Regions from separate parts of the Homo sapiens genome. Here region 1 is linked to region 2. Evidence: chromatin contacts called from ENCODE Hi-C or POLR2A ChIA-PET data. All regions are on one chromosome and are shown on one strand. Each heading gives the region's core, a stretch centred on a gene start or an enhancer-like site at or near the end of the contact. The rest is flanking DNA. Distances are from core to core; before and after follow the strand shown. Region 1 holds the start of SNAPC2 (small nuclear RNA activating complex polypeptide 2). Region 2 overlaps FSTL3 (follistatin like 3).

Region 1 (3,478 bases), core at 473-2,972, 7.2 Mb after region 2:
CATTTTAGAGACGAGAATGATGAGGCATTCTCTGAATTAAGTAACTTGTCAAAAGTCACAATACTGGGTGGAGCTTGGATTCGAACTCAGGCAGTGGGTCACCCGCGGCAGGCGCGGGCTTTGGGTCGAGCCAGGGGCATTAGGTGAGGAGAGGCACTAGGCGAGGAGAACTCAGCATTCGGACCCGGCTCCCACTCTCACCCCGGCATGCAGACCGATGGAAGAGGCTAGTGGTCTGCTGGGAAGGGAGGTGGCCCGCGTAGCGTCCCCTCCCTCGCTGAGCCTCAGCCACCCCTCCCAGGGATGGTGCGCCCCCAACATGGTCCGGAGATACACCCAGCTACCAATTCGGGACCAGGACCAACAGGACCGGACCCGCCTCCCTGGACCTCGGACCTGATGAGGCCACGACCCCTGCGCTTCTCTCCTCCCCCTGTCCCTCCCACCTGTGCTCAAAATAAACCTCTGGACTGACCGGCTAAGTTCTGGTGCAGTCAGTGAGCGCGCAACGTGCGGGGTGGGGGATAGGTGGGGAGGCTTGGGGAGAAAGCTGGGAGCAGGACTTGGGGGGTATTCCTGAGAAATCGTGACTTACAGGGGTGGAGCCTGGGGACGGGGCCCATATGCCCATATACCCGTGTGCACTCCCAGGCCATGGGAGACTGTAGGGCGTTTTGTCTCAAACAGAAAGCGACACCCGGCCGGGCGCGGTGGCTCCCGCCTGTAATCCCAGCACATTGGGAGGCCGAGGTGGGTGGATCACTTGAGGTCAGGAGTTCCAGACCAGCGTGGCCGACATGGTGAAACCCCGTCCCTACTAAAAAAAGTAACAAAAAAAGAATTAGCAGGGCGTAGTGGCGCGTGCTTATAATCCCAGCTGCTGGGGAGGCTGAGGCAGGAGAATCGCTTGAACCCAGGAGGCAGAGGTTGCAGTGAGCCGAGATCGCGCCATTGCACTGCAGCCTGGGCAACAAGAGCAAAAATCTGTCTAAAAAAAAAAAAAAAGCGGCACCCAACCCCACAAGCGTAAGTTTAAAATAAACCTTCCCCCTCCCTCCTCTCCTTACCCGGACACCTGCCCATCTGCCTCCTGCGATCTTTCTCAAGCCAGGCCTTCTCCGCTCTCCATTACCCCCGCCCGGACCCTGCCCTAGCTCCGCTTCGACCTTCTGCCTCTGCTCCAGTTCCCTCCTGGTCTGGACTTCGCCCTCCTCTTAGATTGTCAGTCTAGTCTAGAGCTCCTTAAATCCCTCCTGCCCGAGCTCCACTCTACCTTACACAGACAAGAGTGGGACTATCAGCCCCAGTCTACAGAGGAGGAAACTGAGGCTCGGCAAGGCTAAATCACTTGCCCAAAGTCCCCAGGCCTGTCTGACCCCAGAGCCCAGGCTCTTGACCGACTGGATCTTCGGACTTGACCTTTCGGCCAGAACCCACCCCTCTGCGAGAAGCAAAGCACACAGTAGTAGCTTCATGAGTTAGTCCAGCAACAGAGGGAGGGCATGGGATCCAAGGTGTCGTCTCCACTTCATGAATGAGATAAAGTGCAGGCTGAGGGTCTCCTTCGCCCCGCCCCAGTTCCGGTGCCGATCTCCCCTTCACTTCCATTGGGGCGGTTCCCCGGGCCTCCAAACGCGAAGCCACGCCCCCACGCGCGTCCGCCTCCGCGCGGTTCTTTCTGACCTCGGCGGCCCCCGTAGCTCCGCCCATCGGAGAAGCGACCTTACAGCGCCTGCCTCTTTCTGAGCGGCATGAAGCCACCTCCCAGGCGGCGAGCGGCCCCGGCGCGCTATCTGGGCGAGGTGACCGGTCCCGCGACCTGGAGCGCTCGCGAGAAGCGGCAGCTAGTGCGACTCCTGCAGGCGCGGCAGGGCCAGCCGGAGCCGGACGCCACCGAGCTGGCCCGGGAGCTGCGGGGCCGGAGCGAGGCTGAGGTGAGATGCGGTTCTCGGGACCGGAGCCAGGCTGGAGGCGGGGCTGGGGTGGGGCGGAGAGTGGGCGGGGCTGCGGCAGGAGCCAGCGGGGCGGGGCCAGGAATGTAAGCGAGCGGGGGCGTGGCGTGGGGCTGAGTGGCGGGGCGTTAGTGGGTGAGCCTGGGCGGGGTGAGGGGCGGGGCGTGGACGGGAAGAGAAGACCTAGGGGCGGGGCGAGCTTGGGAGCTAGACGTGGGCGGGGCATAAGTGAAGCGGAGGGGCGGGGCGATGCCGGGGGCGGGGCGTGCGTGCCGCTGAGGTTTGGAGAGTGGGTGGGTGAGTTTGAGGGGCAGGACGAGCCTGGGGGCGGGGCGTGGGCGGGTTAATAGCAAGACTTAAGGGCGGGGCCGTTTTGGGAGTAAGGCGTGGGAGGGGCGTGGGCGGGATGAGGGCAAGCTTTAAAGGCGGGGCGAGCCTCGGGGTAATGCGTGGGTGAGGCGAGGGCTAAACGGGCGGAATGAACTGGGAGTAAGATGCTGCCGAGTCCGGGCGAAAAGCAACGCATGCTGTTGGACAGGATACGAGCTTGAAGTGAGAGGGAATAGAGAAGAGGGGACGAAGAAGGGAGTTGAACGGGGTAGTAGTCAGCATAGGGTTGGGCCCTGGCTGCGTGAAGGAGCCGGAACTGGCCTGGGCCTTACAACTTCCTTAGGTAGCTGGTCACGCTCTGGGTGGGGTAGGGGCCTTGGCAGTCACTGGGACTCCTAACACCGGGCCAGCAGGAGACTAAGGCGCAGTAGCGGGGCCCAGAGCATACAAGGGATTGGGCTTTGGCTTCTCTGCTGCAGCCCTGAGCTCATAGAAGCCTCATTCCGCCGCCTCTTTCCTTTCTAGATCCGGGTCTTCCTCCAGCAGCTCAAGGGCCGCGTAGCCCGGGAGGCCATTCAGAAAGTGCATCCGGGTGGCCTTCAGGGACCAAGGCGCCGGGAGGCACAGCCCCCAGCCCCCATAGAGGTGAGGCAGATGAACAGGGTGAGGCTGTCCAGGGCAGGTCCCTGGTGGGTAGGTGGGAGTTGCGGGGGATAACCTGATTAGGGGATCCCCAGGAGGAGCAGGGCTTGGGGGGCCATTGCAGGCTGATCCCTGGGCTGACCCTGTACCTCTGGCTTCACTCAGGTCTGGACGGATCTGGCTGAGAAGATAACAGGGCCACTGGAAGAAGCCCTGGCAGTGGCTTTCTCGCAGGTACCGCCATTCCCCCAGGCAGGTCAGGGTGTCCCAGAGGACAGGGTCACATGGGCCAAATCATGTGAACCTGGGTCCTGGGCCCTTTTGCCAGCTCTGTGGACTCCGTCAGTCACTGGACACCTCGAGCCTCAGTGTCCCTGGCTCTGAGGCCATCTCTTGTCTGAGGAGCATCTTAGGGTGGCAGGGAGGATGGGGGAATGTGTAGACGGTGAGAAGACTTCCCAGCTCCTCTTCCTCCCTGATTGTTCTGCCTGCCAGGTGCTCACCATCGCGGCCACGGAACCGGTCACCCTCCTGCACTCCAAGCCCCCCAAGCC
Region 2 (3,704 bases), core at 747-3,246:
GAGGGCTGCAGACCCGAAGGCCAGGCTGAGGAACTCTGCTGGCCTCTGAGATGTGATTAATCCCAGATCAGCCTGGCTGGGTGGTCCTGAACTCACTGCCACATACCCCTGCTCCCTCCAGACCCCCCTCTGGCTTCTGGGAGAAGGACAGTCTTCAAAAAGTGCCTGGCCTGGGCATGAGACGGCCCAGGACCCCCCACCCCCAACCTCATCTGGCCCTGGGGACGGAACTCAGGCCCCCTTCCGTTCTCGCTCGCATAAAAGCCACCCTGGCCGAGCATTTCCAGATGTGCCTGTGAGCCGCTGTGCCGGGGCCGCCCAGGTGCGGCCCACATGCCCTGCAAGGGCTGCGTGGCGGGCGCTGGCCATCCCCTAAGGAGTGCCGCACTGCCTTGGAAGTGGGGCTCCCTCGTCAGCCCCACTTTACACACAGAGAAACTGAGGCTGGCACATAAACTCAACAGCTGTGTTCAGAGGCCCTACCAGACCCCCAGATAACAGAAAGGGGGTTGGTCATCTGGGTCCTGGCTGCAGCTTTCAAACTGAGGTGCTTGGGCCCCTGCACTCATAGCTGCGACCCGGCCTCAGTTTCCCCATCTGTAAAATGATGACTTGGGAAGATGCGATAAGCCTAGGAGGCGATGAGCATTCACATTGAAAGCGGGGGCGGGGACCCCAGAGAGAGCTTCCCTAGCAGGACCTCAATATCCCTGTCTGAGCAGCGGGGCTGCGGGGCAGCTCCTGGTTCAGAGGCCTAGGGCTGTGGGGGGCCCCCTCCCCTGGAATCGCTCCCCAGGCCAGGAGGGCCGTCCAGCGCCCCGCCCTCCCCGACGCCTCCTGGGGGAAGGTCCTGGCAGCCCCAGACTCGCGCCTGGCAAGGGCGGAACACCCCAGGCTGACGCAGCTGGGGCCCCTCCGGCCTTCCCAGAAGAGCGCGTGCATCGGGAGCAGACGTCAGCCAGCTGCAAGGAGGAGCGGCCCGGGGCTGCGTAGCTCCGCTGGACCCCGATTCCGGGCAGAGACCCCCCCCCGCCCCGGCCCGCGCGCACCGAGCCCAGCCCCCGCCCCCCAGCGCAGGCGCAGCGCGGACCTCGGCCCCACCGGTCCCGCGCCCGGACCCTGAGCCCTGCCCCTGGGAACCCGAGGGCCCCGACTCCGACTGACCCTGACCTGGGACGGCGCCCCCGCCTCCGCCCTGCAGAAGGGGCGCAGGGAGGGGCCCCGAGGCCTTCGCGCGGCCCCACGCCCGGGACCCTCCCGCGCCCGGCCCCACGCGCGTGTCCTCTGTCCGCAGATTCGTGCGACGGCGTGGAGTGCGGCCCGGGCAAGGCGTGCCGCATGCTGGGGGGCCGCCCGCGCTGCGAGTGCGCGCCCGACTGCTCGGGGCTCCCGGCGCGGCTGCAGGTCTGCGGCTCAGACGGCGCCACCTACCGCGACGAGTGCGAGCTGCGCGCCGCGCGCTGCCGCGGCCACCCGGACCTGAGCGTCATGTACCGGGGCCGCTGCCGCAGTACGTGGGGGCGTGGTCTGTGGAGGGGCGGGGCGGGACCTACCGGACCTGCGCGTCATGTATCGAGGCTGCTGCCGCAGTAGGCGGGGGCGGGGCCTGGGGCGGGACCACCCGGACCTGAGCGTGACGTATCGGGGCTGCTACCGCAATGCGTGAGGGCCAGGCCTGCGGGGGCGGGGCCTGCTGGAGGGGCGGGGCCTGCTGGAGGGGCGGGGCCGCTGCCGCAGTGCGTAGGGGCGGGGCCTCCAGCCCAGGACAGGTCACATGGGTGGCGGTGGGGCCTGAGTAAGGGCGTCTTTATACTTCCGAGGGAGTATCACGGGGTAGGGTCTTTTGTAGGGTTGGGATTTGGAAAATAGTGGGCCTCTGGGGGCTCACACTGGGCAAGAGGTATGTGGCATGGTCAGAGCGGGAGCGTGACTCAGAGAGGGGCTTGTGGGTGTAACCAGAGGGGCATGATGGAACCAGGGGGGTGAGACTGGGTCATGTAAGGGGCGGGGCTCTTGGCTGGGGCGTGGTTCCTGGGTGGAGATGGGCGGGGATTTGTGGGTGGAGTTTGGGTGGGCGGCCCCGCAGTCGCGGAGGGGCGGGGCTTTGGGTAGCATAAGGGGCAGGAGCTCACGAAAGAGGTGTGGCTCCTGGGTACAATGGGAAGGGCAGGGCTTGTGGGTGGAGCCTGAGGGGTGGAATGGAGAGGGGGGCTCACGGGGGGCGGGGGGGTGCTTGTGTCTCCTACCAGAGGGTTTTCGCATCTTGGGGGTTAAGGGTGGGTCTTGGGGCCAAGAGCCCTGCGGGGTTCTCAGCGAGATGTCCCCTGAACTTCCCCTGGCACCCGGCCTGCAGAGTCCTGTGAGCACGTGGTGTGCCCGCGGCCACAGTCGTGCGTCGTGGACCAGACGGGCAGCGCCCACTGCGTGGTGTGTCGAGCGGCGCCCTGCCCTGTGCCCTCCAGCCCCGGCCAGGAGCTTTGCGGCAACAACAACGTCACCTACATCTCCTCGTGCCACATGCGCCAGGCCACCTGCTTCCTGGGCCGCTCCATCGGCGTGCGCCACGCGGGCAGCTGCGCAGGTGCAGACGCAGGGCGGGGGCACAGGCCTGTCCTGGGGGCCGGAGAACCCCCTGCCCTGCGCCCTCAATGCTCTTATCGACCCTTGCAGGCACCCCTGAGGAGCCGCCAGGTGGTGAGTCTGCAGAAGAGGAAGAGAACTTCGTGTGAGCCTGCAGGACAGGCCTGGGCCTGGTGCCCGAGGCCCCCCATCATCCCCTGTTATTTATTGCCACAGCAGAGTCTAATTTATATGCCACGGACACTCCTTAGAGCCCGGATTCGGACCACTTGGGGATCCCAGAACCTCCCTGACGATATCCTGGAAGGACTGAGGAAGGGAGGCCTGGGGGCCGGCTGGTGGGTGGGATAGACCTGCGTTCCGGACACTGAGCGCCTGATTTAGGGCCCTTCTCTAGGATGCCCCAGCCCCTACCCTAAGACCTATTGCCGGGGAGGATTCCACACTTCCGCTCCTTTGGGGATAAACCTATTAATTATTGCTACTATCAAGAGGGCTGGGCATTCTCTGCTGGTAATTCCTGAAGAGGCATGACTGCTTTTCTCAGCCCCAAGCCTCTAGTCTGGGTGTGTACGGAGGGTCTAGCCTGGGTGTGTACGGAGGGTCTAGCCTGGGTGAGTACGGAGGGTCTAGCCTGGGTGAGTACGGAGGGTCTAGCCTGGGTGAGTACGGAGGGTCTAGCCTGGGTGTGTATGGAGGATCTAGCCTGGGTGAGTATGGAGGGTCTAGCCTGGGTGAGTATGGAGGGTCTAGCCTGGGTGTGTATGGAGGGTCTAGCCTGGGTGAGTATGGAGGGTCTAGCCTGGGTGTGTATGGAGGGTCTAGCCTGGGTGAGTATGGAGGGTCTAGCCTGGGTGTGTACGGAGGGTCTAGTCTGAGTGCGTGTGGGGACCTCAGAACACTGTGACCTTAGCCCAGCAAGCCAGGCCCTTCATGAAGGCCAAGAAGGCTGCCACCATTCCCTGCCAGCCCAAGAACTCCAGCTTCCCCACTGCCTCTGTGTGCCCCTTTGCGTCCTGTGAAGGCCATTGAGAAATGCCCAGTGTGCCCCCTGGGAAAGGGCACGGCCTGTGCTCCTGACACGGGCTGTGCTTGGCCACAGAACCACCCAGCGTCTCCCCTGC

What was found. Hi-C counts contacts between places; a loop is a spot of excess contacts on that map. ChIA-PET counts read pairs that join two places held with the same protein, here RNA polymerase II (POLR2A). Pooled maps may share reads with other maps.
Region 1: a loop to region 2 is called in a pooled map, with 19 times the contacts of the local background. The contact joins the promoter of SNAPC2 here to the enhancer-like site in region 2. A Hi-C loop is called at or near these places in 2 of 50 pooled maps. POLR2A ChIA-PET finds 5 or more read pairs at or near these places in 2 of 52 experiments (SK-N-SH and WTC11).

What each region holds. Positions count from the first base shown.
Region 1 is chr19:7,918,616-7,922,093 of GRCh38, forward strand. SNAPC2 (small nuclear RNA activating complex polypeptide 2) reads left to right here and starts at 1,723. Exons shown (of 5, transcript NM_003083.4): 1 at 1,723-1,934; 2 at 2,808-2,927; 3 at 3,090-3,158; 4 at 3,420-3,478. The coding sequence starts at 1,752. TGFBR3L (transforming growth factor beta receptor 3 like) reads left to right here. Exons shown (of 7, transcript NM_001419781.1): 7 at 302-482. RefSeq lists enhancers at 1-75, 751-1,250, 2,951-3,478 and silencers at 1,773-2,002, 2,083-2,282.
Region 2 is chr19:678,980-682,683 of GRCh38, forward strand. FSTL3 (follistatin like 3) reads left to right here. Exons shown (of 5, transcript NM_005860.3): 3 at 1,295-1,510; 4 at 2,354-2,581; 5 at 2,671-3,704. The coding sequence ends at 2,729. Among named protein-coding and RNA genes, the nearest start is that of FSTL3, 4.4 kb to the left of the region's middle. RefSeq lists enhancers at 1-269, 1,954-2,503, 2,504-3,052 and silencers at 724-1,033, 1,064-1,843, 2,034-2,133. Within about 2 kb of position 1,997, at least 41 of the 41 ENCODE cell types and tissues checked have a DNase peak (open chromatin) inside an H3K27ac peak, as active enhancers do.